Linked DNA regions of Homo sapiens: region 2 is linked to region 1. A link is a contact called in ENCODE Hi-C or POLR2A ChIA-PET data. All regions are on one chromosome and are shown on one strand. The core of a region is the stretch at or near the end of the contact, and the rest is flanking DNA. Distances in the headings are between cores, read along the strand shown.

Evidence for each region. A loop is a pair of places that touch in the nucleus more often than their neighbours do. ChIA-PET counts read pairs that join two places held with the same protein, here RNA polymerase II (POLR2A). Pooled maps may share reads with other maps.
Region 2: a loop to region 1 is called in a map of chondrocyte, with 2.5 times the contacts of the local background. The contact joins two enhancer-like sites. A Hi-C loop is called at or near these places in 8 of 168 maps with a recorded cell type or tissue (Calu3, PC-3, PC-9 and 5 more), 11 of 37 single-sample maps with no recorded cell type and 12 of 50 pooled maps. POLR2A ChIA-PET finds 5 or more read pairs at or near these places in 5 of 52 experiments (AG04449, CD4-positive, alpha-beta T cell, CD8-positive, alpha-beta memory T cell and 2 more).

Annotation. Positions count from the first base shown.
Region 1 is chr4:56,635,830-56,638,624 of GRCh38, reverse strand. No RefSeq gene overlaps it. Among named protein-coding and RNA genes, the nearest start is that of HOPX, 44 kb to the left of the region's middle. RefSeq lists an enhancer at 2,468-2,795. Within about 2 kb of position 1,309, at least 3 of the 41 ENCODE cell types and tissues checked have a DNase peak (open chromatin) inside an H3K27ac peak, as active enhancers do.
Region 2 is chr4:56,798,849-56,802,034 of GRCh38, reverse strand. It overlaps LOC105377668 (a long non-coding RNA gene), which reads right to left. Exons shown (of 3, transcript XR_941082.2): 2 at 2,452-2,533; 3 at 1,118-1,910. Among named protein-coding and RNA genes, the nearest start is that of SPINK2, 21 kb to the left of the region's middle. Within about 2 kb of position 1,739, at least 32 of the 41 ENCODE cell types and tissues checked have a DNase peak (open chromatin) inside an H3K27ac peak, as active enhancers do.

The DNA of each region.
Region 1 (2,795 bases), core at 60-2,559:
GGCTAAGGTGGGAAGATCACTTGAGCCCAGGGGGCAGATGTTGCAGTGAGTCGAGCTCGTGCCACTACACTCTAACCTGGGTGACTGAGTGAGACCCCACCTCAAAAAAAGAAAACAAAGGAAAGAAAGAAAGACAGAGCAAGAAAGAGAGAAAGAAAGAAAAGAGAAAGAAAGAAAGAAAGAAAGAAAGAAAGAAAGAAAGAAGGAAAGAAAGAAAAAAAAAAGAAAATTCACCCATTCTAATCCACAACAAACAATGAAAACAAAATTCAAAATCATGCATACTTGTTAAGATACTTTTTGCTACAAGTGACTGAATACTCAACTGAAAGTGGCATATCAGGTTTTTTGTTTTTCTGTAGGTCATTCCAGGTTCAGTTAATTCAACAGCCTGACTAGGCCAGAGCTCTCAATCATCCTTTCTGGGATTCTCTTCTCTTTCTCCTCATGGTCCCAAGATGATTGCTCCAGTTCCAAGCATCACATCCTACATGACATCATCCAAACACAGGAAAGGTCCTGGCTTTATTTTCAGGCATCTCTCATTTTATTTTATCACAGAGGAAAAGCCTTTTCCCAGAAGCTCCTTAGCAGTCTTCCCTTACCTCTCAGTGTCTGGAGTTGGGCCACATGCCCACTCCATGCCTATAATTGGTAAAGACAATCAGCACTTGGAACAGACTGGCACATAGCAGGAGCTTATTAAATATTTGTTGAATGAATGAAAGGTGGATTGGATTACCATGGTTGGCTTAGACCAATTATAGCCCATTTCCTAGAGCCCATTTTCCTAGAACACATTGTTGACTAATGGCTGAAGAAAACTGGCATTTTCTTATCAAGGAAGAAGGAAGGAACGGCTATTGGACAGTCAATAGTGTATGCCACATTATGCTATTTCTTAAAGCAGGGAACCAGAGCAACCCATTAAAAGGGCTTATTGTTTTCTAATGGTTACCTTGTAAAAAAGTGTTTTTGGATTTAAACAAATTGTTCATGCAAGGGGTATCTCATTAGTGAACAAGTTACACTATTCTAAAGAGAAATGGACTTTTTTTTTCTGCTCCAGCTTAGACATCAGTTCGTACAGATATTCTCCCTGCCTAAACCCCATCTGGGTTGGGTATCCTTCTTCTATGTTATCAGGCACTCTACCTCCCCATGTTACAGCAGTTACCACACTGGATTATATCCACTTATTTATTCTGTTTCCTGCAGTACAGGCTGTTACATGTTCACCAAATCATGTTTTCTTTTCTTGTGTGCTACCTTTCTCAATCCCCTTTGCAGTTAGGTGTGGCCATGTGACTGAGTCTGGTCAATGGAATGTGAGTAAAGTAGTGTATACCACTTTCAAGCTTGGCCATAAAAACTACCTGTGCAATCTCCTGGCTTTCTCTTTCTTAATCTGCTGGCTTAATGGAGAAGACTTTGTGGACATAAAAAAATATGGAAGGAGGCTGGGATCCTGAAGGACTGCATGGAACAGAATACCTGTCTTCTCAGCAATCCACACTATTCTAAGATGAACTTGGTGAAGAATGCATTTTTTATTGTGCTAAGCCACTGAGAATTGAGTATTTATGTGTTTTTGTTATGGTCGTTATCCAACTCTAACGAATACAGTTCCTCAGAATAAAAACTTACTGAAAGTAGAAATCTCTGTCTTGTTCACCATGCTTTCTTGCCCTACCTAGCACAGTGTCTGTCACATAATAGGCACTTAAGACACTTTTAAAAAATGAAATAAACGTAATTCTCCCAACTTGTAGCGAGTATCTACTAAATGCCAAAATAGCTTGAACTTTGTAATGCCATTTAAAAAACCTAAAATATTTCTCCCCAAAATTTTGAGGAGTTAAGTCAAAGACACTGAAAACACAGAGGAACACTCTGCCCCAGCCTCCATTTGCCTGGTGGCAAACTCTTCCTTCCTTACTGGGGACAGCACTTGCTTATGGGTCCAGAGAGGGCATCAGCGGGCACCAGAGGACTCGGGGAACAGATTTTATGATCTTCCCACATTTTCCTGCCTTTTAAAAGACTGGAGCCACTCTTTCCTTTGTCTTGTCACTGTGTAGGATTTATGGCTCTTTGTTAATATAGTATTTAATCTAGGCCCCAAGCTAGCTTGAGTAATACTTTTAAACTGAGGCCTGTCTTGCATGGTGGGCGCAGCATCCACTAATGAACTTCTGCTTGTTTTCCTCTTTTTAATCTGACTTTTGTTTTTAGGAGAGTGTCTCAACTAAGAACCTAAAAATGGAAGAAAAAAAAAAAGAAAAGAAAAAAAAAAGAAATTGTGTTTTCTCCCTTACACTATATTAGTAATTTTTGATATCACTTCATTGCTCAACATAGAAACAAATGTCAACAGAAGAATGGTGAAGTTCATAATTCAGAAAGGAGAGTTTTATTTCTCTTACAAGTTTGCATCCTGTAGGGTGGCCATTCTTATGAGCCGGGAGGCATAGCATCCAGCCAGGGCCCGGAAACAGACACTTCAACGGTGGAAAGAATAAGACAGGAATGTATGGTGAGCAGGGTGGCCAAATATACATATTCAATGAGGTATAGGAGGAGTGATGAATAATTATGAGAGGAGGAACATGTGCATGTGCAACTGAGCGTCATGCCTCTCCATGGGAACCACGTTCCCAAAACGGTGGTGTTAGCATTGATACAAGAATGGAGTGTTTGCTTGTTTGTTTGTTTGAGAAGGAGTCTGGCTTTGTCACCCAGGCTATATTGCAATGGCGCGATCTCGGTTCACTGCAACCTCCGCCTCCCAGGTT
Region 2 (3,186 bases), core at 490-2,989, 160 kb before region 1:
CATCCAGCCATGGAGTTTTCTTCCCATAGAATTAAAGTGATCTCAGCATAAAAAAAATTGAGAACCCATGTTCCAGGGCTTCTTTCACCTGTCCCTCTCTAAACTCCTAGTTGAGATCAAATTCCGGCTCATACTGAAATGTCCTCTCTTAGTCGCAGGGTCTTCAAAGAAAATAAAGCATCAGACAAAATATTGAAACCATTAAGCTTCCTTCTACCCCATTCCAGTTCTCATCCACAGTTACTCTCTGACATCATACAACTATGTTTATATTGTATTGTATAAGCATTTAACTGACACACACAATGAATAAAATACAGAAGAAAAGGAACTTGGGGAAGCAAAGACCTCGTTCTCACCTCCTTCTATAATACCCAGATCTAAGCCTCTGTTTCTATATTCTCCATGGTGAGAGGAAGCAACATACCTACACAATATTTAGCAATATGATCAATCACATGTGAAAGCAGTTGCCAATAACGGGACCATTTAGACTGCCAAATTACATAATTGACACATTCTCTCTTTAAAGCAGGGAGTTTTATTTTTCTGTGTTGAAAATGAGATAATATTTAATTTAATGAGTGTCTATAGTTGCATTCACTGCAGTATTTTTTTTTTCGAGACGGAGTCTCATTCTGTCGCCCAGGCTGTAATGCAGTGGCACAATCTTGGCTCACTGCAACCTCTGCCTCCCAGGTTCAAGCGATTTCTGGCTAATTTTTCTATTTTTAGTAGAGACAAGGTTTCACTATGTTGGCCAGGCTGGTCTTGAACTCCTGACTTCAAGTGATCTGCCCGCCTCAGCCTCCCAAAGTGCTAGGATTATAGGTGTGAGCCACCATGCCTGGCCCACTGGCCCACTACAGTCTTCTTTTTTTTTTTTTTTTTTTTGGAGTCTCACTCTGTTGCCCAGGCTAGAGTGCAGTGGCGCAATCTCGGCTCACTGCAATCTCTGCCTTCCTGGCTCAAGTGATTCTCCTGCCTCAGCCCCCTGAGTAGCTGGGATTACAGGCGCGCACCACCATGCCCGCCTACTTTTTGTATTTTAGTAGAGACGGAGTTTCACCATATTGGCCAGACTGGTCTCGAACTCCTGACCTCGTGATCTGCCCGCCTTGGCCTCCCAAAGTGCTGGGATTACAGGCGTGAGCCACCGAGCCCGGCCAAAACCCGCTCCAGTATTCTTAATCCATAGTATTGAAACTACAGGCACATTTTATGAGGGCCTATGATCTAAAGTGCTATCCTTTATGTTTTATATTGTTTAAGAGAGAAACATCAACTCTGTTTCTTAGTATTCTAGCAGATTCAAAAACTGGTTTTCTTACTGTGCAGGGGATCGTGTTTATGTGACATTTATGATAAAATTAGGTTTCATAGTTTTTGTGGCTTTTCTTCTGTCCCCAAGTAAAATTAGATTTCCTTATACGTAGAAAGAAAAAAAATTGGGGGAGGAAATACATTAAAACATTAATGAAATTAAATAATCATACTCAAATTTTCTTCAAGGAGTATACACTATTTTGCTAATTATAATAAAATGGGTCTTATTAAAAATCAGAGTGGGGGAGAGGAGGAAGAAAGGTCTGATTTTAAAAGCCATGAGATGAAGGCACGAGTCAGAAAGAGCCCAGCAATAATCTCTTACAGATCATGACCAAAAATGCTTCCTGGCCAGTGTGGAGACACCAGGGGGCAGTGGCTCCCTGAGAACTGCTGCTGCTCCCAGCTCAGGCGGCTCAGCCTGCAGTCTACGATTCATCGATTCATCGTCACCAAACTCGGGAAAGTTACGTTGCACTTACATGCTGCTTCCGAAGGCTCTTATGCTTTGATTTCTTGAAGGCACCGTTTCTGTGAATAAAACTGAACGATGGTCCGGCGGGGATTAGCATGTAGTTGAGGACCTGGGTGAAAAGATGGGAAATAAAGACAAACCGAAACCATTTTGCCTTCTGGAGTAGGAGTCCAGGAAAGGGATTTGAAAAGCTGCCACGATAGGGTTCAAACTTAGCGGTCCAGGTTGACCTAGTTCCCACAGCCATCAGGAAGAGGGGCGTGCTTCTCTATGGGCAGCAAGTTGAGGAGGAAGTTCCCACTCTTCTTCTCCAGCTTTTCTGCCTCAACACTGCCGCCCCCTGTCCCTCCCCCAGTTCACAATCTTTCATTCTGGCTAAAACTTCTGCCTTTATGCATTACTTCAGGCAATGCATATAACATTCTATCTTTGCTTGGCTATACTGTTTACAAAGTTGTTTATACTTTATAAACCATTTTCATGCGTGTTTTCCACCCATGATTTGAAATGGTTTGGGCTTTCGACTCCCACGTTAAAGACCTTCACTATATTGGAAATAAGTACACCCTAAGTGACTAAAGCTAATACTAGAAACCACTGGATTACTGGACCAAGCCCTAATGACATCGCATTGGCCTGAGAACACTGACCAGGCTGCTGGCTAAAGCTCCTGATGTGGGCAGCGTGGAAGGTCCAGGATCTCAAATACGGAGTTTGGCAGCGAATTTCTTTCTGAAAAGGAAGAGCAAGGCGACACTGTAGAAGCGTTTTCTATTCAAAGACTTTCACAGGCATCTGTGCACATCAAATCGGCAATGAATACGTGTGAGACAGATGACCTTCATTTTCAATGTGGTTTGGAGGTCTTTGGAAGAGTGAAGAATTCCTTTGTTTGCCACAGGTGATTTATTAGGGAAAGTTGTCTTTCTAAACCATATATTTTCAAAAGTTGCAACAAGTCTTACTCATGCAGAAAAATCTTTCAAAAGGAGCATTTGCTACAGAGTTTTTAGGGTAGTGTGGTTTTACACACTAAATAAATGCTTGTAAATATATTTGGGACTTGTAATCAACAGTACCTTTGTTTCCTTTCTTTGCAGTGGATTTGGTGGCTACTGTTACTGTTTTCTTCCTTTTCTTTTTTTTGAGACGGAGTCTCACTCTGTCACCCAGGCTGGAGTGCAGTGGCGCAATCTCAGCTCACTGCAACCTCTGCCTCTGGGGTTCAAGCGATTCTCCTGCCTCAGCCTCCTGAGTAGCTGGGATCACAGGAATGCGCCACCACACCCAGCTAATTTTTGAATTTCTAGTAGAGACAGGGTTTCACCATGTTGGCCAGGCTGGTCTTGAACTGCTGACCTCAAGTGATCTCCCCGCCTCGGCCT